Regions from separate parts of the Mus musculus genome. Here regions 2 and 3 are each linked to region 1. The links are chromatin loops, found by intact Hi-C in ENCODE. Cell type or tissue: heart. All regions are shown on one strand. Region 1 holds the start of Rnasel (ribonuclease L (2', 5'-oligoisoadenylate synthetase-dependent)). Region 2 holds the start of Dhx9 (DEAH (Asp-Glu-Ala-His) box polypeptide 9). Region 3 overlaps Rgsl1 (regulator of G-protein signaling like 1).

What was found. Peaks named below come from ENCODE experiments on the same cell type or tissue, not always from the same donor. Only the 100,000 strongest peaks of a DNase experiment are listed, where the experiment ranks them.
Region 2: a loop joins it to region 1, with 3 times the contacts of the local background. A loop is called at or near these places in 8 of 42 quality-filtered maps.
Region 3: it touches region 1 in a loop (2.8-fold over the local background); 20 of 42 quality-filtered maps call a loop at or near these places.

The regions. Positions count from the first base shown.
Region 1 is chr1:153,745,272-153,753,271 of GRCm38, reverse strand. Rgs16 (regulator of G-protein signaling 16) reads right to left here. Exons shown (of 5, transcript NM_011267.3): 5 at 7,804-8,000. It overlaps Rnasel (ribonuclease L (2', 5'-oligoisoadenylate synthetase-dependent)), which reads right to left and starts at 3,846. Exons shown (of 9, transcript NM_011882.2): 1 at 3,665-3,846; 2 at 1,213-1,413; 3 at 325-427. In heart, CTCF peaks have their summits at 3,856 (motif pointing right) and 6,329 (motif pointing right); DNase peaks (open chromatin) are centred at 541, 1,181, 3,531, 3,921 and 2 weaker places; H3K4me3 peaks cover 2,138 bases; H3K27ac peaks cover 2,412 bases.
Region 2 is chr1:153,485,623-153,493,622 of GRCm38, reverse strand. It overlaps Dhx9 (DEAH (Asp-Glu-Ala-His) box polypeptide 9), which reads left to right and starts at 5,963. Exons shown (of 28, transcript NM_007842.2): 1 at 5,963-6,090. In heart, a CTCF peak has its summit at 4,360 (motif pointing right); DNase peaks (open chromatin) are centred at 1,562, 4,252 and 5,912; H3K4me3 peaks cover 2,507 bases; H3K27ac peaks cover 1,609 bases.
Region 3 is chr1:153,803,885-153,811,884 of GRCm38, reverse strand. Rgsl1 (regulator of G-protein signaling like 1) reads left to right here. Exons shown (of 22, transcript NM_001368270.1): 12 at 4,011-4,204; 13 at 7,158-7,275; 14 at 7,757-7,871. All of the region lies in intron 1 of Gm41974 (a long non-coding RNA gene), which reads right to left. Among named protein-coding and RNA genes, the nearest start is that of Gm41974, 22 kb to the right of the region's middle. In heart, a CTCF peak has its summit at 4,318 (motif pointing right); no DNase peak of the experiment used is centred here; H3K27ac peaks cover 83 bases.

The DNA.
Region 1 (8,000 bases):
CTATCCCTGTCATCCATATTTATACCATACCGTATTATATTTAGTACACGTGTACAGATTTCTCTCCAGGCTGGGCTCAGGCTAAGTGACACACATACATGCTTATTTCAATCTTCTGATCTTAAATATTTTCATGTTTGAAATGATAGTTTAAGAATGAAAACCATTCTGAATGACGCTGATGCTGTGGGAAATGTAGCTCATTTTTATCTAGTTTTCCTATTACAGATTTCTTATACTAGACGTCCTAAAATTTCACGAAATGTCACGAAATGTCACGAAAACTAACTGTTTCTTTCTCCAATATTCTATAATGGTACTTACCTAGTAATTGGCACCTTCTGGTAATCTTGGTCCATCTGACTTTATCCCAGGTGAGGCTGGTCACCCCCACACACTGTTCTTTCTGTTCGTTCTCTCCGTCCCCCTGCGAGTTTTTATTGAAGCAGTGCGGTTGAAAAAAGAAAGTTGAAGTACGAACTCAGCTTTGAGTTTCTGGGAATGCAACTTTTGGCTGTCACTTCCTCATTGCACATTCATAAATGGCTGACTCACAATTTTGTTTCCTCATCGGAGGACAACAGTAAACAGGGCCATTGCAGACAGTGTCTTAGGGAATATAGCAAATACTCCCCCCACACCCACTCACCACTGCAGGGAGTGCCATTTAGCCCAGGGGCCTCACTTAGCTCCAGGTTCACTCATCAGGCACCCCTTGTTAACCTGAACATCTAAATAGCTGTATCTGCTACAAACTGTGCAAAACCTCATTCTCTGAGATCTACATCTGCAGTATATTCTGAATACGAAGCACCAAAGTTGTTGTCCAAAGCATTTGTGTAATGGGTCCTAACTGCCACTGGCTGTGAGGTGAGTTGGTGTAATGAAAAGAACAGAGGAGGGAAGAAAATCAGGGGACTCTGATATGGGAGGGAAAAGCCCACTCCAGAACAGAGCCCTGCAGCAAACAAGCCCGAGCTCACTTTCATTTTCTCCTTCCTCGGTTCAGAGCTGCGCCAGAAGCAGAGGACATAAATAAACAGTGTAAGAACCGTGACAGCACCCGTGGAAGCGCTTAGGAGCACAGGGACACAGCCAAGTTGCTATCAGTCCCAGCTCCCCAGTCCTCCAGACCTCTTCATCCTTGCCCCGACCCAGGCTGAGAGAGATTAGGCAAGGAACACCTCCACAGCCAGCTCTCCTCTAGCCTACCTTCTACTCCTCTTCTCAGCAGGCATTCCTTTGGCTGCAACAACCCCTACAGAAAATGCTTCCTTGTGGTGAGTCGCTGAGCCATCAGGGAGGAGCCAAGAAAGGAGTGAGAAAACGGAAGAACAGAAGTCATGGGTGCAGCGTCAATCCGGGCACAGCCTGAGCAATCTTCACCTCCTGGAGGAAGACAAGGGCTGTCCCCTGACCTCAGAGGACAGATATGATAGGCTTGTGCCTTCTCTGTTATCACAAGTCGCCTGTGTTCTTGGAAGGAAACAAGGAAATGAACGCACAATCTACTATGTAGCCATCTTGTCTTAGAATTTACTGCTGTGAACACACACCATGACCAAGGCAAGTCTTATAAGGACATTTAATTAGGACTGGCTTACAGGTTCAGAGATTCAGTCCATTATCATCAAGGTGGGAGCATGGCAGTGTCCAGGCAGGCATGGTGCAGGAAGAGTCGAGAATTCTACATCTTTATCTTCAGGCTGCTAGGAAAAGACTTGCTCTCAGGTAGCTAGGATGAGGGTCTTAAATCCCATGCCCACAGTGACACACCTACTCCAACAAGGCCTCACCTCCTAATAGTGCCACTCTGTGGGGTAAACATAGTGTCTTAGTTAGGGTTTTACTGCTGTGAACAGACACCATGACCAAGGCAAGTCTTAATAAAACAACATTTAATTGGGGCTGGCTTACAGATTCAGAGGTTCAGTCCATTATCATCAAGGTGGGAGCATGGCAGTATCCAGGCAGGCATGGTGCAGGCAGATCTGAGAGTTCTACATCTTCATCCAAAGGCTGCTAGTGGAAGACTGACTTCCAGGCAACTAGGGTGAGGATCTTATGCCCACACCCACAGTGACACACCTATTCCAACCAGGTCACACCTATTCCAACAAGGCCACATCTCCAGATGGTGCCACTCCCTGGTCCAAGGATATACAAACCATCACACATAGTCAAACCATCCCACAGCTAATACATGGCAGGCAGAGAGTCTTTTGCCAGTGATGACTGTAAGTGCTGCTTGGACTACAGTAGCTTACTACAAAATTCCAAAGCTCTGGGCAGAGCTTGCTCCTGATGCAGAGAAGGAATGTGTGTGTGTGTGTGTGTGTGTGTGTGTGTGTGTGTGTGTGTGTGTGTGTGTGTGTGTGTGTGCATTACATGCTGTGTGTGTTTGGGCAGGCTGATGGAGGTCAGAAGACAACTTTGGGTGTCAGTTCTCTGCTTCTTCCTGTACACCCTTCCAGGGCTCAAACTCAGGTCACCGGGCTTGTCTGGCAAGCACCTTTGCCTGCTGAGTCTCTAAGTACATTTAAAAGAAAAGGCGTATAATAAGATTTCTAGGTATGAAGTAGTCCCTGGCAGTCCCTATTCCTATGGGCTTCGTGGGTGCCTCGATATATCCCGCCGTTTCTGGTCTGTCTTCCTGTGTGCTATTTTGCTACCTGAACAGATAATAGTAACAAGGATTATGGTGGTGGTGGTGGTGGTGGTGTGGCAGCAGTTATGCTAAGGACAGAAAACATTTGTATAGCTCTTGAGTGTACTTCAGGAACTGTTCTGAGCACTTCACAAATACCAACCCAGGGATGCAAATCTTGTGATAGCTACTGCTTTTCACCCCCACTTTACAGCTAGAGAATCCAGGGAACAAAGCGGGTAAGTAGCTTGCTGTGCTTTGGAAACTGGGCTACATCACAGAGAAGGACGCTCCTGCCTTCGTTATCATTGAAGCCAGATGGGGAACCAAACAACTGCATCTTGTGCTGTATCTTATGATGAAAACCCCACAGGGAAGAGTTAAGCAGATGTGGAGGGGCCGTTAGAGTACTGGGATGGGAGTCCCTGAGACGCAGGCAGTCAGTAAAGTGTTTCCTTTATGAGTTATGGGAGGATGGGGTTTACTGACTTTCCCCGTGGCCTGTTCAGCTTGTTTTCCTTCTATAACTGAGGACCACCTGCTCAGAGGTGACACCACCCACATTGATTATTAATCAAGAAAATGCCCCCCAGGAACATGCTAACAGGCCCAGCTAGTGGGGACAATTCCCCAGTTAAGGTTCCCTCTTCCAGGTGACTTCCAGTTTGTATCTAGTTGAGAAAAACTAACCAGCTGTCCGACCACCACAGCTCTGAGCTGGCACTCTAAAGCTGTTCTGTTTTTGACGGCCACCTGAGCCACAAGTCACGTATGAGTCATCGAAGGGTTACTAATTGGAGTGCCTACACTGTTACCTTTAACCTAGACTGTTAGAATTAGGCACCCAGTGCCAGCCCAGAGCAGGTGACATTAGTTTGTCCTGAGCAGACGAAGTGACAAAGACTCCTAGAGAACACTGGCTCTCCGCCCCACCCAGAGCAGCTAGCTTGTGTTCAGGAAGCTTGCCTGTCATAAACAAATAAGAACTCCGCCCAGAAACCTCTGAGCCTTGCTTACATACGTGATCCTGACAGGCTTGGGGTGGCAGGAATGATCTGGGGTGCGAGGAAACAAAGACTCGTGCGCAACTGGATGCTGTTCGGAAGCAAGAGAAATTCCGCGAAGGACACTTTCACTGTTGTTTTCTAGGAACCAGACAGAACAAAGAGGAGCTTTGCCACAGAAAGCAGAAATCACTCAGATTAGCCAGCAGAGGGCGACGTTCAGCTACTTTTGGTCTTCATTCAGTTCCCTTGTTTGTGTCTTGTTCCCCCAAGGTCATGGGATGGCTACTCTAATTGTTGCCGATTTCCATGGGGTTGTTTGTGTCTGGGGGAAGTAATTCATACCGCCGCTGAGCGGAGCTGCCAGGGCCGTCTTGCTCACCCGTATGTGTGTTCCCTCATATTTAGAGTTGAGCCACAGTTGATATGTTGGAGAATAGGTTCCGCTTACAAGAACCAGCTAGTCCGAATGGGTCGTTTTGAAAAGCTAAGTTTCATTTCCCGCATCCTGGAACCTTCTCCCTAGAGAAGAGCTTTAAACAACCCAGAGCAGACCCCGGAGTCGTTGAAGATCTAACCGATTTGTAAGAGGTAAGGCTGGCGCGCTGGTTTGTTACTTTTTATTTATTTTTTATGATTTCCAAAGCCCAATTCTAAAAATGATTTGAGGCCACTTATAATACAAAATGTGCCTATAATAAAATCCTAAACTATAAACACATAAAGGATGAGAGACCCAGTAATTAACAGAGGAAGGCATCCATCAGATTCCACCAGAAAACTCAACTCTGGATCAAGGCCAGGGCAGGAAGTATAAGTCCCCCTTGTGAAGAAAACACAGTAATTCTTTAGCTGTCACATCACGTGAGCATGGGGGGAGGGGCACCTGGTACCAGCTGTCTGCTTTGGGGAGGGACAAATGCTGGGACAGATCTGCATGGAGGAGGACAGATCTGTATGACAGGAGAGTCTAAGACAGGAACCATGACTTCCCTTGGACCATCTTGAACCAAAGATCTCTTCTGGGTGGGATTTAAACTTTGAAGGAATAATTTACCAAGGGTAGACAGCAGGCACAGGAGTGAGTGGGAAACCTGGACTGGATACACGGAGAGGAAACAAACGGCCAACGCAAATGTAAGGGCATTTTCCCTCTTCCTCCTGAACCACTTCCCACTGTGGTATCCTCGATCCTTCCTTTGACCAAAAAGAACATCAGACTTCCGGCTCACATCCAGACTCGCACTTAGCTTACCAAACCCTTCTGGGAACTTGGGTAGAAGCCAGTGCTGTAACGTTGTACCAGTAGAAGGTTGACCTTCTCCTATCTGCAATGTGTGAGTGGTCTGGGCTGGCTGCTATGCAGCTCCAGCTGACTGGTATCTCTTTACATTTATTGGAGTGATTCACATAAACGCTCTGGCTTCTATGTCTTTAATGTTATAGGATTCTTACAGGAATTACAGGAATTAACATATGCCGAGTATTTAGAGCAGTATCTGCCGCAGACAAGTGTTTGCTGTTTTTGAGCATGTCACCAAGCCGTCTAACACACACTTTTCACACATTTTCTGTCATCACAAAACCTCTCTGAAGCCAATACTATTTATAGTCACATTTTATAATACAAAGTGAGAGCCTGAGAAATTGAGAAACATACTGATTAGCAACCTGCAGACACCAGATTAAAGTCAGTCGTGTGGCTCTAAATATTGCTCCATGCTTTCTGTGAGCTGTCCTGTGAATGGCTAAAATGAAAATTCTCCCTTAAATGGGTGCTTGATGTAAAAAGAAAAAAAAATTTTTTTAAAGATCCACAGATTCTTGCTTTACTCAAAGTCTAAGTCAGTGCCTGAATCTGTGACTGTGCCAGTTAGTCTCAGCGGTCACCTGATTGCATAGGATATTAGCAAAGAGAAAGGCTCTGGGTGGGTCTCTGAGAGTATTTCCTGCAGGCGTAACTGAAGGGTGAAGCCCCTCCCCTTGAGTGTGCAGCATCTTCCAGGTACTGCCAAGATGTGAGGGGAAAGGCTGCAAGCTTTGCCTGCCTGCCTTTGTCCCCTGAAGGTAACTCTACCCTGTAATATAGCACCTAAGCCCCTTGCATCTCTCACCCTTAGCATCAACTACTTAACTTAGGATCGGATACCTAACTTCGGCCTTCTCTTTCTTCTCCTGGACCAATTTCAAGCATTCTATCTGCCTTGAATTTACACCTCATAGACCCTGGATCCCTGAACAGTCTCTTTAACTAAGACCTTCCAGATTGGAAGATAAATTTTAGCCCTAAAAGAACTAAGGAAATCTTGCCATAACTCCTATAGACACTGACTGTGTTAGGAATTGTGTTAATAATTCCAATTTCATAATTTTGAATGTTCACCAAAAATGAATTAATAAACAACAAATTCTAGCCATGACATAGAATTCCACGGGGAAAAGCAAAGCTTTTGAAACTGAAAGAAATTCAGGCTGGAGAGGGCGGTTCCGCTGTTAAGAATACATCTATTCTAGAGGACCCGAGTTCGGTTCCCAGAACCCACATTGAGCGACTCATGTCCACCTTTCATCCCAGCTTCAGGCGCCTGCGTTCATGGGCACAAAGCCACACACCTGCACACATAATTAAACATAGATAAATAGTCTATAGAAGTCAGACAAACCTAAGACAATACATAGTTATAGCCACAGGAGGGCAGCAGAGCGCAAGGGATCGTCTGGCCTTCCTCGGCCCTCGAAAGCACTGCCCCGGCCTAGGTTTCTTTGGCTGTTGCGTTCTCCGTGACATACTGGCTTAACTGATGCCCACATCTTACATGTTATCATCCAGGGTTCTGGAATGCTCCAAACAGCAGATAAAAATATACAGAAAACTGGGGACAAGAACATGCATAACGCAGGAGTCTTTAGTCTGGCAAAAGGAGGTGATGACCTTTTGTCGCATTAAGGAATCGCCATGTTTTTATGTGTGCAAACATCTCCAGCCGTGGAAAATAGGGATTCGGGGCCTTGTGGCTAGCAAGATGGCTCAGCAGGTAAAGGTGCTTGCTGCCAAGGCTGACCACCTGAAATCAACCCCCAAAACCCAAAAGGTAGAAGCCGAGAACAACTCCAGAAAATTGTCTTCCGCCTTTCACATGCTTAGCGTGGGATGTGTGCGTGTGGAGCAGACACACACACCACAGTGTTTCATTGTACCTGGGCACTCCTGTCTCCCTCCCGTCCCCGGTCATGGGCCTCTCTACCCATCTCACATAGACAAACGCCCCACAGTGTAACAGCTCAGATGGCCTCCGGCACCAGCTGCACCAGCTGCACCAGCTGCACCACACATGCTCTCCCCCGTTTAGGATCCGGTCGAGCTGTTGTCTGGATGGTATGAGGTTAGAGCCTGCCTGTTTGTTCCCATATTTTTGCTTAAGCCCTCAGTGTCTGAACCCCTCCTGCTATCACCTGAGAACCCTGGATCTAGGTGTAGGGTGCAATTCTAAGGGGTCTCTACAACCAAGTACTTGAACTCTGATCACACAGAGGACTTGGGGGAGAACTGAAACCCAACAGCATGTCAGATCTGTGTATAAGCAGATATCTATAACACCACATAATTTCTTTTTTTGTTGTTGTTTTTGTTTGTTTGGTTGGTTGGTTGGTTTTTTGAGACAGGGTTTCTCTGTGTATCCCTGGCTGTCCTGGAACTCACTCTGTAGACCAGGCTGGCCTCAAACTCAGAAATCCACCTGCCTCTGCCTCCCGAGTGCTGGGATTAAAGGTGTGTGCCACCACCGCCTGGCTAAATTTTTTTTTCTTTTGAATCAAGATCTCAGTATGTAATCTAAGGCCATTCTCAAACTCCTAAAAGCTAGGGCTTGCAGGCATTCACTACTATGTGCCTGGGCCAGGCTCTTTTCAGGCAGTGAAATCTCAAAGAGCAGGATTTCAGGACTGATGTGACCCAGAAGGCACCAGGCAGAGGAGAAGCCCGGCTCCTTGTGGACTACCCTGCAAAAGCCTTTCAAACCCAGCTCAACCCTTTCGTGCCTTCAGCCACCCACCCCGTCCTGTATCCCCATCCCACAGAATCACCAGAGCTGTGATACCACAGGCCCTCCATACTCCCCTGGACCCTCATATCATCCATACTGTCCTGGGAAATATTGGGATATTATTTTTGAGTTTTATTTTCAGGTTTTTTTACAAGAATATAACATGCTCAAACAGAAAAACAGTGATCACATACACTGCTGATAAAGGAACCCAGCTCCCTTTGTTAACAATAAATAAATATTAACACAGTGGGGAGTCCCGTGTCCCGTTCCCCCCCCCCCCCAGCCCTCAGTGATTCCCAAGGC
Region 2 (8,000 bases), 260 kb after region 1:
TCTAGCTCAGGGGCTGAGCCGTCCTTCCCCCAGCTGCCCTTTCTGCATAATCCAGCTAGTTAGTCACCTGCCCTTTTCCCTCTATTCCCCTCCCCTCCCCCTTCTCCTCACGTGACCAGACTCTCCTTGACATCCCTGCCTCTGGCTGTGCTTGCCTTTTAATCTACAATGAACCTTCTTCTTCCCCATACCCAGGAGAAGTCATGTCCTTCCTTTCTCTTTCCTATTTTCATTCCCCTAAGACCCCAATAAAGTTCTTATGCTTTCATAGTCTCTGAGCTTAATAATATTTAAGAGATAATGTATTTTGACCAGCATAGTGGCACACACCTTTAACTTCAGCATTCGGGAGGCAGAGGCGGGTGGATCTTTGAGAGTTTGATGCTAGCCTGGTCTAGAGAGGAAGTCTGGTCAACAGATAGGTCTGTTAAAACAAAAACCATTGCCGGCCTTTAATCACAGCACTCAGGAGACAGAGGCAGGCGGATTTCTGAGTTCAAGGCCAGCCTGGTCTACAAAGTGAGTTCTAGGATAGCCAGGGCTATACAGAGAACCTCCCCCCAAAAAAATTCCTGCCTTAAAAAACAAAAACAAACCCAAAAAATGAAAAAGAAGAGGAGGAAGAAAGACAATATATTCTAATTTGGGGGAAACAGTTTATCCAATAAAACATCATTTCCTACTTTATTTACACATTAAGCTAAGTTACTGAGAACTTCCAGTATGCAGATAGTGTGGGTTCTGGTAAGAGACTTTAGCCCAGCCAACAACATATCAATCACTGTGGTCACAGAGCCTATTTCCAGTGTTGGCTTTCACAATCACTCTAAAAAAGCATCTACAGAACAACCATTTTGTACTAAGTGCTTACATAGGCCTCCTAATGTGTCATCTTATTTATTTATGAGACAGAATCTCATGTCACCTAGGTTGACCTTGAACTCCTGCTTGAATAGCCTCCTAAAGATCAGATGGCAGGCATTTACCTCCGCACCAACTCTCTTTTGTGACACAGTCTCATGAAGTTAGGCTGGCCTTGAGCACCCTAAATATCTGAGGGTGACCTCGAACTTCTGATCTTCTGTTTCCTCAGGCTGGGATTATAGGCCTGTGCCACGATGCTAGGCTCACACTACTAATTGAGCTACATCTCTTTTAGAAATTACTGCAGGTTCATATTAAGACATGAAATTCCCTTTTAGGCCAGGGCTGGTACAACATACATGCCTTTAATCCCAGCACTGAGGCGACAGAGGCAGGAGGATCTCTATGAATTTGAATCTACATAATGAGTTCCAACATAACTATAACTACATGATAAACCCCTGGCTTAAAATTATATTTTACACCACACACACACACACACACACACACACACACACACACAATCTTTGTGCTCACTCTACAATCTCTGTTTTCAGCATTGGCAGCCTGAAGCTTGTAGCAGAACTATGCACAGATGCGGCCCTGAAGTGGGAGAGCATTAGGAGAGAGCAAGCAAACTGTATGCAACAATAGAATGCTGTGAAAGGAGGAAGTATCCTCAAACCAGAGGACAAAGTGTTCTCAGAGGTTTTCTGAAGGGGTGAGGTGGGGGAGAAAAAGTTACTTGTGACCTAGCCTACATGGGCCTGAAGTGGAGGAGGAAGGCCCCAGACTGGAGAAGAAAGTTACAACTCAAAGTTGTCTCAGGCCTTGCTATCAGTGGGAGAGCTGAGCTAGCTGCAAGGGGGAGTGAGAAAATTCTGTGAGAGCCTCAAGGTTGTGGCACAAGGGGATAAGGGAAGAGAGGGAGAGGAAAATAGGAGAATTTACCTGGGGGGGTATTGGGGGGATGGGAAGGAGAGCAGACAAAGAAGATCTATAACTTAACAGTAATCAGTAGTCCAGTCTCTCTCTCTCTCTCTCTCTCTCTCTCTCTCTCTCTCTCTCTCTCTCTCTCATCTATCTCTTAAATATAGAGGATTGAACACAGGGCTTCATACATGCTAACCAGTTGCTCTCCTGCTGGGCTCTCAACACCCCCCAACCCCCATTTTATTTTGAGATGGAGTCTCAGAACAAGTTGCCCTGGTTGGCTTTGAGCACATTCATTCTGTAGCCCAAGCAGGCCTTAACCTGTGGTCCTCCTGAGTCTGTCTCCCATACAGCTGGGATTATAGGCTTGCTGTACTGGGCTTGGCTTTTCCCGCAGTATGGATGTGCTGGAGGTTAAAGTCAGGGCTATACGCATGCTAAGCCCAATCCTTACCAGTGAGATGCTAAACCCAATCCTTACCAGTGAGCTACAACTCTAGTCTCATTGATTACCTTTAAAATGTTGTATCTACCTTAATATTTCACAGCTTGCATTCAATTATATATTTACATTAAATGCATGTGTGTGAGTGGTGTGTGTGTGTGTGTGTGTGTGTGTGTGTGTGTGAAGCACAACAACATGACCTGTGTGGAGGTCAGAGGACAACTAGAGGGACTAGATTCTTTGATTTCACCATGTGGGTCCTGGGGATCAAACTCAGATTCCCAGGCTTGTTAGCAAAGACCCTTTACTCTCTTAGAAACCTCACCTTTTTTTTTTCCCCCGAGACAGTGTTTCTCTGTATAGCCCTGGCTGTCCTGGAACTCACTCTGTAGACCAGGCTGGGCTCGAACTCAGAAATCGCCTGCCTCTGCCTCCCAAGTGCTGAAATTAAAGGAGTGTGCCACCACCACCCAGCTTGTTTTGGTTTTTGGTTTTTGGTTTTGTTTTTTTTCCGAGACAGGGTTTCTCTGTGTAGCCCTGGCTGTCCTGGAACCCACTTTGTAGACCAGGCTGGCCTCGAACTCAGAAATCCACCTGCCTCTGCCTCCGAAGTGCTGGGATCAAAGGTGTGCGCCACCACACCCGGCTAAACCTCACCTTTTTTAATTTTCTGGGTTTGTTTTGTTTTGCTTTGCTTTGTGGAAGGGTCTTAGTGTCTCAGGACTGTTGAGGGGCTCAACAGAGAAGACTGCTCTGACGTGGGTTTAAGCCAATAGAAAGTCTTTATTAGCTGGGTGGTGACTACTCTGGTGTTTGGGATTCCAGTGTAGCCCTTTGCCTTTCTCAGGTGAGCTTTGAAACATAAAAATCAAGTCCTAGCGGGGCGTGGTGGCCCACGCCTTTAATCCCAGCACTCCGGAGGCAGAGGCAGGCAGATTTCTGAGTTCGAGGCCAGCCTGGTCTACAAAGTGAGTTCCAGGACAGCCAGGACTACACAGAGAAACCCTGTCTCAAAAACACCAAGAAAAAAAAAATCAAGTCCTGGGTTGATATCCTTCACTTAAAAGAGCAGGTCCACAGAAGCAGAACCACGGGAGAAATTAGCACAGTTAGTAAGTTTTCCATAACTGTGGACTTTGATGGATGGAGACTTTTAGTTTTGGCAGGCGGTGCTGTCTCCACACTGAGTTTACAGCCTGGATGGTACAATGAACAGTGCTTACATCTTGGAGTCAGTTGTGCTTCAAAGGTCTGGCACCGTGTCACAAGGATGGCCTCAAACCTGCTTATTGAAGACGCTGACCTTGAATCCTGATCCCCTTGGTTCTGGATCCTGACTGCAGAGATTACAAACCTTAGGTGCCATGTTCAGTTTCTTATGATATTAGAGCTGGAACTCAGGATGTCAGGGACTCCAAGCAGCACTCTCTCCACTGAGCCCAGCTCTTTTTTTTTCTTCAGTTCTCTTCCTGGAATCAAGGTTCATACTGCTCTCCTTTCTACCAAATATCCCAAGAGACAGAAATTAGGGGGAGGAAATAGATATCCTGCTGTCTCTGGGGATTTTTTTTTTTTTTTTTTTTTTGTCTCAAATCTTTTTCTTGGGGTAAGTTCAAGGGCGGGAAGGTCACAGTGAGACAATGGGTAGAAAATCCTCTCGGGCTGGAGAGATGGCTCAGTGGTTAAGAACACTGACTACTCTTCCATAAGTCATGTGTTCAAATACCAGCAACCACATGGTGGCTCACAACCATCTGTAATGAGATCTGAGGCTTCCTTCTGGTGCATCTGAAGACAGCAACAGTGTAACAGTGTGTACTTAGATATAATAATAAAATAAATCTTTAAAAAATAAAAATAAAAAAAGAAGATCCTCTCAATGGGCCAAGTCTTTTTTTCTCTGCGGGCTTTGGAAAGTTTGGAAGCTGGATCACCCGGGGTCAAGATCTGCATTTTTATTTTCAGACAAAGTCACATGAGCAGAGAGGAAGAAGCCACCCCACAGGGGCCCTGTAGAATTTAGAACACCGTGTGAAGGAGGCAGGTCCTTAAAATAGAGAAAGGGTTGGTGAAAGTAGCAGAAGTGAAATTTCTGTCAGTCTGTGTGTTCTGCGCTGACTCCCTTGTCTCTGCACACTAGGCAAGCCGACCAGCAGAGGGCTGCACTCACCCTCTGGCCTGAGGAGTTTTAAACACCGTTCTCCTTTGGAAGTTTCCATAATTCTGTTCGCATGGGTGGAGATCAAATCGGGGCTTGAGGCATGCTAGTTTTCACAAAACAACAACAAACAGACAACTAGGTTGGGGATGCTGGGCTTGAGTGTAGCTTAGTAGTAGGGTAACCTTGAGTTACTCTTCAGTACTTCAAAAATACAACACCCCTCAAAACAAGTATTAAACTCAAGAGTCTTCTCACTTGAAGCTAAACAAAACACAGGATTTTGAGATAATTGGGAGCATGCCTTTAATCCCAGCCTGAGGGGTGAGGGGTGGGGCAGAGGCAGACAGATCTCTGTGAGTCCCAGGACAGCCTGGTTTACAAATCCAGGATAGCCAGGGCTACACAAAGAAACCCTGTCTTGGAAAAAAAAAAAAAAAAAAAAAAAGAGTCCCTCGTCCCTCTCCCCAGCCAAAAGGTAAGTGGAGAAGTTGTGTCTTGAGCTAGGGTTTTCTTTTTGGTGGGGTAATGGGTTTTACTACAATGGGATTAATGGCATATACCACCACCCCTGGCAATAAACCAATAAGCCAGGGCTCTCTTTCTTGTCTTAGATTCATTTTACTTTATGTCTTATGGCCTGTAGGTCAGTGCACCATGGTTGTACCTGCTGGGTCCCCTGGAATGGAGGTTATGGTTGTGTGTGAGCCACTGTGTGATTGAGAACTGAATCCAAGCCTTCCACAAGAGCAACAAGTGCTTTTAACTTCTAAGGTTTTTGTTCCTTTGCTGTTTAGACAGGATCTCATTATGTTGCCCTGGCCTTCCTTAAACATAGACCAGACTGTTTTGAACTTACGGAGGTCTGTCAGTCTCTGTTTCCTGGGTGCTGTGACTGGAGGCAAGTGCCACCATGCTACACACTGCCTGCAGCATTTTATTTCTTTTCTTTTTTCTTTTTCTTTTGGTTTTTCGAGACAGGGTTTCTCTGTGTAGGCTTGGCTGTCCTGGAACTCACTTTGTAGACCAGGCTGGCCTCGAACTCAGAAATCTGCCTGCCTCTGCCTCCCAAGTGCTGGGATTAAAGGCATGCGCCACTACTGCCCGGCTGCCTGCAGCATTTTGATGAAGCAGAAATACTTCAGTCCTTGTATTTTAACATACAGCACCCATAAATACATTGCTTTGGCATATTTTAAAGTGGCTATTCTGATAAACTCTGAAAGGATTAATCCTGTAACACTGCCCTTACGTAAGATAAACTATCAAAAAGGAGATCCATGGTGGCATGTCTCTAAATTTTGCCTTCAGAGGTGGAGGCAAGTGGACTGCGTTAAGTGGTGGGCTAGCTTGCTCTACAAAGACAAAGGCAAGGAGACATAACTTCCAGAAACCAAGCTGGTTAGCGACTGACAGGAAATTATGGGCCTAGGCCAGCAGATCTCGCGCGACCTCAGGTTTGGCGCCCGGAAGTGGTTCAAGCCCCGCCCCCTCGGGGCGTGCTGGCTCCGGAGTTGGCCTACCGCGCAGGCGCGAGTCGCCGACTCCGCCCCCTGGGTCCTGCAGTCGGAGCCATTTCGCCGCTGCTTCCATGCGGGTGAGGTGTGTTCTTTCGCCGTTCTCGTGGAAGGTTGGCGCTGCGAACTCGCCTAAGAAGGCTGTGCTCTCGGGCACGGAAAAGCGGAGGAGGGTAAGAAAGGGGGCGTTGCGGCCCCGGACGCGGGCTCATTGCTGCGGGCCGACGCCGGCCTCCGCGGCTCAGCCGTGGCTTTGTTGTGAGGCGCGGGCGGGCGAGCGTGTGGGGGAGGGGCAGCGCGGCGGGTACCCGGATTTACGGGCCGTGGGCGCCTCGCGCAGCGGAGCTCCCGTGGCCCTAGGCCCTGGGGTTCCTTGCACAGACTGGCCGCTCTCGGAGGCCTCTTCCTCACTCGGCCTGACGGGCGGCGGGTGTCTGTAATCAGTTGCGTGTAGGGGTAGCGGCTCGACGCCACCCGGCGCGTGGTGGTGGGGGGTCGTCCGCGGTTCTAATCCGGGACACCCGGGCCCCGTGGGGGTGCCCGCTTTGGGGTCCGGGGCTTCGCTGCAGGTCCTCCCGCTCCGCACTGGTGACGGGGCATGGCTGGGTGGGGCGGGATGAGGAGCAGGTGGTAGGAAAATGAATGCATGATTTAGTAAGTGATGGCGGAATTACACCGCGCAACGGGATAGCCCCGCTGTAGATAACGGTCGAAAGGGAGGGCGCCTCAGTCTGAGGGGTGCACGAGCCTGAGTCTGGCTTTGAGGTGCACAGTGTATCCGCTCCAAAGGGCAATGAGAGATCAGTTACGCCTAAGGCCAGACCTTCCTGGAGGAAGGGAGGGCCGGCCACGTGACCTGAGGGTGCGAAAAGAGATGAAAGAATTTGTTTCCGGGTGGCAAGAATGAAAACACAAAATTGGGAGCCATGACTCTAGCCTTTCATTCCAGCACTGGGGTTTGGTGGTGGAAGGTATTGTTCGATCTCTTGAGTCCGGGGCTACTACACATAGAAATCTTGTCTCATAAAACAAAATTTGATTTATTCCGATATGTGTGTGTATACGAGTATACGTGTATACGTATCAGGTAGTGGTGGCAAGTGAGAGAGGAGCTGTAGAAAAACAAACGAGTAATAGTGGAGGCATTTCTGGAGCCAAAACAGCAGGGCAGATGTGACATGATGGAAAATTTGGCATCCATCTAGGCTCTCGACAAGAGGATAAGTTCTAGGTCTGTAAAAGAAGTTGTGGGGTTTTTGTTTGTTTTTTTGGTTTTTCGAGATAGGGTTTCCTCTGTATAGCTCCAGCTATCCTGGAACTCACTCTGTAGACCAGGCTGGCCTCGAACTCAAATCCGCCTGCCACTGCCTACCAAGTGCTGGGATTAAAGGTGTATGCTACCACGCCCAGCTTGCTATTTTATGTAAATAACTACACTGTAGCTGTCTTTGGAAACACCAGAAGAGGGCATCATCTCATTACAGATGGTTGTGAGCCACTATGTGGTTGTTGGGATTTGAACTCAGGACCTCTGGAAGAGCAGTCAGTGCTCTTAACCGCTGAGTATTTCTAGGGGGCCATTTATACTCTTTATTCTCCAGTTTTCTTAAATTTCCTCAGTTCAAAGTAATAAAAGTAAAACCAAACAGTACAATAGGCAGTTTAAGGATTAAATAGTTCCTAATCTACTAAGGATATCAGCACCACTTTAAGGATTCAAGAAATAGCTGTGAAAGATCTTTGGGGATCGGATTAGAATTTCCAATTGTGAAGTTGGGTTGCAACTAAGAATATACTTAGGTATAAATTTATTACTGAGATGCCTAGTTAGTTTATAGATGGGAATATTAGTATTTTCCTCGGGTAAATTTTGGAGCCTTAAGGGCTGTATCGATCTGTTTGGACTTAGTTAGCATGAATGTTTAAAATTAAATGGGTTTTCTAGAGACAAAGGGGTTTGATAGGCCCTATATTTTGTTACTCATTTACTTTGTACATTTACTTATGTTGGGGGTTTTTGTTTTGGAGACAGGGTTTCTCTGTAGACTTGGTAGCCTCCAACTTAAAGAGATCAGCCCTTCTC
Region 3 (8,000 bases), 59 kb before region 1:
CACAAATGCCACTTAGACATAAAAGGTTCTCCAAGCGTTATATCTGCTGTAATTTCCTGCTCTGAAACTGTATCCCCAGAGAACATGGTTAATACTACAGGCGACTTTTTAGTGCTTTATCCCTTAAGTATGCTTCCTCCTTTCCTGGCTATAACTTGGACCAATTTATTCATTTTACTCCATTTCTGTGTAATTGCTGGCTACATGAAAAGTTCACCTCTAGATTATGAAAACATTGTAGTGTATAAAAAAGACAGTCAAATATCCAGAAAAAAATATTTTGTATATTTAAAAAAAATGCCCACAGGAATGCTTCTGTTACTGTAGCATCACCAGAGGTTGGAAATCATCTGTCCATTCTAAACACTCTGAATAAGTCTTCCTCCCCTTGAATAATGGAAAGCATTTCCTGATATGCACTCAGCTATTCCTCTTTAGGTTCTAGTCTGTACTGGTCACTATTCTCTACTCAGACTACAGAAATATTTCCAACTGAGTTGAGCAGGAATAATAAAAAGTCTTTTCTAAATCGTGTAAGTCCTACAGCCCATGACTTAAGATCACAGCTAGCATCAGAGATAAGACACATGCAGTTCTTCTAAACATGTCTCTAGTTCTCACTCAGTGTAGTTATTATTGGTCACATGCTATGTCTTGGCCACCTAATGATGTTGATGATAATGGTATAATACAATATGAATCACAGTAACAAGGCAGTTCTTGTCTTTTTCTATTTGTTCTTTGCTTTTGTTTTGTTTTTAAGACAGGGTCTCATTATGTAGCCCTGGCTGTCCTGCCTCTGCCTCTCAAGTACTGGGATTAAAGGTTTGCACCACCACATCCAATGGTTCCTGACCTTAATTAATCTAAGACATAAACTCAGGACAATACAAAGTTGACTTTTAAGTATTATGATTAAGTTTTGTCTGATTCCTATGTGCATATAGTAGGAAGAGATAAAAAATTAAGTATGAATTAAGGAAAGTTAGACTCCAGGAAGAGTCCTAAACTGCATGTAGAGGCTCCACTTGATAGAAAAGAGACCAGGAGTGGAATCCCAGATAGAACAAACATGGACTCAGTTAGCCATTTTTCAAAGAATGGGGTCTTTAGAGATGGCTCAGTAGTTGAGAGAAGTTGTTGCTTTTTACAGAGGACCTGAGTGCAGTTCCTAGCATCTGTATAATGCTGAAAACCTCCATTTTATTCTGGTCTTTGCACAACCAGCCATACACACGTTAGACCAACAAACAGACAAAGAGCTCATACATTTAAAGTACAATGCATACACCTTTTTAAAATACTTTTAAAATTTTTCTTGGTAATAGGCACATAAAATATGTTCAGTAGGAAAAGCATGGGATACAATAGGAAGCCACACAGCCTCTGTTCTGAATTGCTATTTGGACAGTGTAGAAGTTCATTGTGTTATATATAGTCTCTGGGTCTGGTTTATTTCAATATAGGTTTTTTTTTTAATTTGTTTCCTTTTATTATAAGTTTTAAAAGAAACTTAAGAGAATGAAAAACATTTAAGTGAAAGCAGAGGGTGTACCATGTGAACACACTGTGAGGAGCAATCCTCTCTAGGGTCACCCTTGGTAAGTCAGTTAAAGAAAACCAAAAGCAAATAAAACAGCAAGAGCTTGTGAGAAGTGAAGCATGAGGGTGGGCTCCGCTCCAGCGTTGCTGTGATGGTCACACAAGGTGAAACCAGGCAAGCACGGGTTGCATAAGGGGCGGGCAGCAGAGAGAAGCCGGTTGGGAGGTGATTCCTATTGTTACTTATCAAAAACATCCAAGAAACCACTCAGCAAATAAAGAAGATTACGTTTAAACGGCTGAAGGAATCTGTGATAGCAATCATTAGTCAACTAGAAAAAGTTGAGAAAAAATGAGACAAATGATACGAAACAAAAAAACCCAAAAAGTAAAAACCAAATTCAGATCTGGGGTAGAAAAGCATAATGACCAGATGAAAGAAAGCATGCTAGACAGAATCAGCAGGCTTAACCTGAAAGAAGAGCCAGGGAACTAGAAGATGCGCAGTAGACATTGTCTGGTCTTGAGGCTAGGACCCACTCAGGAAGAGGAGCCAACTCCCAATAGTTATCCTTTAACCTCCATATGTGTAACATGAAACACACAGCATGGACAGAAAGACAAAAACGCACAAACATACAAACATGCAAAAATAAATAAAAATTTAGTTTGTTTAGAAATCAGGATTGAAAAAAAATGTAAAGACATTGAGACGGTTAGGAAATACAAGGATCAAATTCAACAACTTAATGTAATAATCTTCTAGAAATGCCCAGATTTCTAAAAGCTGATTTGAAGACAACCTGAAAGGGTTGCTAAATCTATAGAAACAACAACAAAAACAGAAAAACATAGTGACTAAAAACTTGGTGTCCTTCAAGCAACATCAAAAAGTAGTAATTTGCAGGCAAAATGGTGCACATCTTTAATCCCAGCATTTAGAGGCAGAGGCGGGAAGATCTCTGAGAGTTCATAAGGTAATTCCCAGTACAGCCAGAGCTACACATTTAGACCCAGTCTCAAACAAAAAAAAAGGTATATCTTTAATAACTTAATTTTTTCATACACCATATCATGGGTAGTATCACTGGAGAATTCTGGGAGATATTTAAAGGAAAAATAGTACCAACATTATAATTGCTCTTTGAGGAAATAGAAGAAACTCTTACTTATCCTATGAGGCCAATATCATCCTGATTCCCAAAGCAGAGGCATCATGAAAACCACAGACTACTACTTCCCTTTGAATCTAGACACACAAGTCTCTCACAAATAGGAAACTAGATCCAGTAATAACAACAACAACAATATCATGTAGCATCAGCAGCTGGCATTTATCTAGGGAACACAAGATTCAGTTAACATCCAAAAGTTGAAATAATATCCTGTATTCGTTGGGCTTCCCTAGAATAACAGAGTTGATAGAATGAGTACATATTAAAAGGAGATTTTTTTGAGATTGCCTCATACAATATAACTGGTGTAGTCCATCAGTGGCCATCGCACACTGGAGAGGTTGGGAATCTAGTAGTTCATGAGGCTATGTGTCTCAGGAGTTGCAGTTTGGTGTTGAAGCCCTCAGGATTCCTGGAGAGTCACTCATGGGTCCTCAGTTGAAAACCTGAAGAAGCTAATTCTAACATCAATGAAGTGCAGCAGGAACTGCATAGATGAACTTGCCAGTGAGAGTGAAGGCAAGTTGACAAATACTAGTTTTTTTCTTTCATTTCCCTTTTACTTGGGCTGATACTGAAAAGAACAACTTATATTTAGGATGGGCCTTTCCATTTCAAATAATCTGATCAAGAAAAGTGGCATACCTTTTAGTTAATTTCAATTCCAATTAACTCGGAGACCAAGATCAACCACCACATATTCCATATTAAATAAATGAGGTAGAAATCCCACATGATTATCTCATTTGAGATATCTAAACCATGATTTTAAACATCATGATTTAAGAAAAAAAAAACCAACTTTCAAAATGAGAATAGAAAAAAAGCTATGACATTCCGATAAAGGATGTCTATCAAAAACCTACATAAAGGCATCTGTAAAGGAGATGGGTAAATTAGTCAGAAGAAGGTTACATGCACGCAGCTTTGAATAATAGCTGTGACTGTGACATAAGAGGTTACATGAGCAGTTAAAATTGGAAAGGGGAGTAACTAGAGATACAGTTGCAGCCTGCCAAGGAAGATGAAACCCCGGAGGGAGCACAGCCTACCCAAGAAAGACTGTGAGAGAAAAGGAAAGGGGATCGTGGGCGAAACATTAGCTTTAACTCCATTCAAGGGGCAGCCAGGTGTGCTGCCTTTAATCCCAGCACTAGGGAGGCAGAGATAGGCGGGTCTCACAGGTCCAGAAACTACACTGTAACCCACGTTCGGTTTCATTCCCTACTCGGAACAGTCTCCAAGGTCTCTATCCTTTCCCCTCTAGCAACAATACAACGCTCTGTTTTCCAGGAACTTAACAGAAGTCCTCCTAAATAATGCACACCTCGAGTACTTCAAAGAGTTCCTCAAAGACCGGAAGTCTGAAAGCCCGTTGCAGTTCCTGATAGCCGTACAGAAGATCATGATGGAGACCAATGAAAAGACTTATAAGACATCTTTGGAAAATATAACCAAGACTTATCTCCACGGAAAGGTCCCTGCCGGTGTGCCTCTCTTTCTCTTGATTCTCCCTTTAGTTTCTTGGGAGGAGAAGTTTGGGAAGTAGCCTGACTCCATCAAAACCGCTAGAGAGAACTGAGAGGGAAATGGCCACATGGGGGCAATATTGAGACACCGAGGATGAATGCAGAGAACAATTTTAAGCCCAAAGTCAGCACACTGATGAAAGGAAATCACAAGTGAGATACATTCCATACACACGCTCATTAATCTCCTTTATTGTTGGGAATCTAACCTAAACTCCAGTAAGGTAGGAATAAGTAGCTGCATTTTCTAAACAAAGGAAGTACAACGCATTGAAGTTAGCTATAACTTATTCCATTGAATGCAAATTCCAATTATTTGACCATTAAAATGACTAGCCTGGGACTAGCTATAAGCAAACAGGTGGTGTTCTCCATCCCCAGAAGAAGAGTTGCACTGGGGAACACTGTGTCTGACAACCGTTCCTAAATGTTGTCTTGTTTTCCTGTCTAAGGTGGTGGTAAAGACTGTGGAAATACATTTTAGCTGGAGATTGCAAGTAAAGTTTAGCTCATGGCTCTAGAAAAAGGAGGTGAGAGCACAATGCCCTTCTAAAGCTGTAGAGCCGAGCTTCTTGTCTGTCACAGGGGAACAGGCAGAGTTTATGTAGGCAGAAAGGGGCTCATTTATTTAGTGGTTTTTTTACTTGTTTGTTTGCTTGGTTTGGTTTTGTTTATCCAAGGCAAGTGTAGAAATACAAAAAAAAAGAAAAAAGAAAAAGTTCAAAAGTAACAAGTCTCTCTTGTTCATTTATTTGTTTGTTTTGAAACAGGGTCTTGCCACACACTGCAGACTGGCCTGAAACCCGTCTATGTAGCCCAGACTGGCCTTAAACTCTCAAGCTTCCAGCATCTGCCTGCCATGTCCTGGGATGTACAGAAATGCCCCAGCTCAGCATGCGAGTTTGTAGGTCCAATTCGAATGCATTAATAATAAACTCAGATTCACAAATATTGCATTGATATCACATTAATGCAATTATAAGAAGTTACAAAGCACTTCCCCTTGATGTGCCTTAAACAAGAGGGAGCCCAGATTTGAATTTCTACTTGTCCTGTGTCTCCTGCCAGGAGCTAAGTCCCACAGCTAGCTCCACAGGTTCATTGACAGTCTAAACTATAGTTCTTATGTATACATTAACATCGAACTTTTGTATAGATAAACCCAGTCAATATTTTATCTTTTGTCCTTGCAACTACAATATATCATTCATTCCTTTTACAATCTTTAGTTAATGGTTTTATGGCCTAAAGGAATGTATTCATTCCTAAATTGTAAATCTTTTTGCCTGCTTTCCATCTAGTGCAATTAACTTGTGATATGTGAAGACTGGCAGAGTTCTAATAGCAGTTTTCATATCATAGAGGACTTTAATTGCAACCCTATTATAAAGGGCTCAATAGTTATTAGTATAAATTTAGGAATTCTTATAGAATCATTAGGAATTAAGAAATCATCTATTTCTCTATATAGCATCACTACAAGATAGTGCATCTTCTTTGATCTGCAGAAAATCTGCCCGGTAGGGTGGGCTAACACCCAGGGATTGCTATATTAATTTAATAATGACAGGGAGGACATATCAATAGCAAGAATCATTCCTGAGATTTGTGTCTTAGGGCCTTGCCTCCAGAGCTTATCCACCACCATCTATGCAAAATGATGGACATTTCAGGAAAGTCACCCACTAGTCTTAGCCTCTCCTAAATGGCTTCTGACAGTCTTCCATCATCTTCTGTCCATGGTATGAGTCTGAATCTGCGCCTGCCTGAATGCTGTCTTGTGAACCTGTCCCTGTGTTTGTGTGTTCCTGTGTATGTCCATGGCAGAGGGTTCTGCTTTCTTATTGAACAGCACAGAAAGCACAATATGAAGAAGGAATGGGGCACTTTACAGAAATCCTTAACAGAGTCTTATAAGGGGTGAAGCCACTGATTCCAGATTATTCCAGCTGACCCAGATACCAATCAAACCAATGCCATCAAGCGATATCCATACATTGCTCCAACATTTTTTTTGTGCACATTCATTTTATGAAGCTAGTTTGGTCCTATCTTCTGTCCTCAGCAAATGATTATCATAACATACATGCACACATACACTCACCTTGGGACATAATTTAAGATTTGCATCAGTTGTAAAGATTAATTACCTGAGAAATCTAAGGCAAGGAGGGTCAGTTGTTACATTGTTCTCTTAAAGGCAGGTTAAGTAGACTGCAGTAGTAGTCCTAAGCCTAAAGTGACCTTGGGGTACATTTTGAACTCTGACGATGAGGCCCACCCAAAGTTCCTGTCTTTTAGAATGCAAGAGGTATCTTTATTATTATGCATTGGCACATATAAGAAATACTTGTTTGCTGAATTTTAAGATGAGTTCTATGCATCATTCTGGAAGGTCTCAGAGAGAAAGGAGTGCCCAGATACTCCGAAGCGCATGCTCAAGCTCATTAACAGTCCTATTGTCTCTGGACACGGAGCATCGTGGTGCGCTCCACAGTGACTGTCGCATCTTGGGCTCTCCTTCTGTACCTGAAGAGTTCGCTTTGTTCCTTTCCCCCTAAGCCTCTCTCTAAACTGGAAAACTTCACCCCAGCTACAGAAATGAATTCAAATTTTATTTTAACTTTATTTTCTTTCAAGCTTTCATCTTTGAAATGGGACTAAGAAAGATAGTGTTTTGTCTACAAAAAATAGTTTCCCATAACATATAAAATAATCTTTGGAGACTTGCAAATTGTAGAAGGCTCAGTGAGGCCAGAATAATACCAGAGTCATGAGCCTTTCTCATGAAACCACCAAACTATGGACAGAAATGACTCTCCTTTCCCCCTCCCTCCCTCTATTCCTCCCTCCCTCCCTCCCTCCCTCCCTCCCTCCCTCCCTCCCTCCCTCCCTTTCTCTCATTCTTTAGAGGAAATACTGCAGTGTGATGCTCCCTTTATCAAAGAAATTGCTAATGTGCGTCACATCACCACCACCACGTTGCTGATGCTCCAGGGTTATGTCATGAAATCTGTGGAAGAAAAATGGTGAGCATGTTCAGAGAAGGTGGGGTTCCCTCTGGGGTTGCTTCCTAGCTTTGAAAAGCCACATTAAGCAAAGATCTCCCAGACCTCATAGTGTACTGCTAGAGCTGTCCTACAAAAGAAACACCAAACTTACTTTGAAATCTCCTGCCTGCCTGTGTTTGCAACACACACATACACACACTCACTTACACATATACACACACTCAAACATACACACATATATAAAATATACACAGGCACATATACATAAATGCATATATACAACACACATACAGAGAGAGGGGGAGAATGAGGAAGAATACAGCGCTGAGAAGCACAGATAGGCTGACTTTAGATAAAATTGAGATAGTCAGAGGAGAGCTTTTGAGTATCCCACACTTCCCACTGTAACTCCTGCAGGAGCTGACATGGAAAAGGCCTTGTTATGTTTCATGCACCGTGGTTTTATCTTCTTTAATACTCTCTGTCGCCTTTCTGGTAGGTTTAAGGAATACCAAGACTTGTTTCCACCACGATCTGTGGAGTTTGAGTTTGTTGAAGCACAGGCCGTCCCTAGGAAGCCCTCAAAGTCAACAACACACCTACACGACTCCCAGGTCAGTGAGAGGGAAGAGGGGAGGACATTACAGGCAGGAAAGCCATTGTCCAGGCACTATCGGCTGTACAAAAGATTGTCCCTGTTAGGCCCCTTGATATATTACTGAAAGAAAGGATTACTCTTCGCT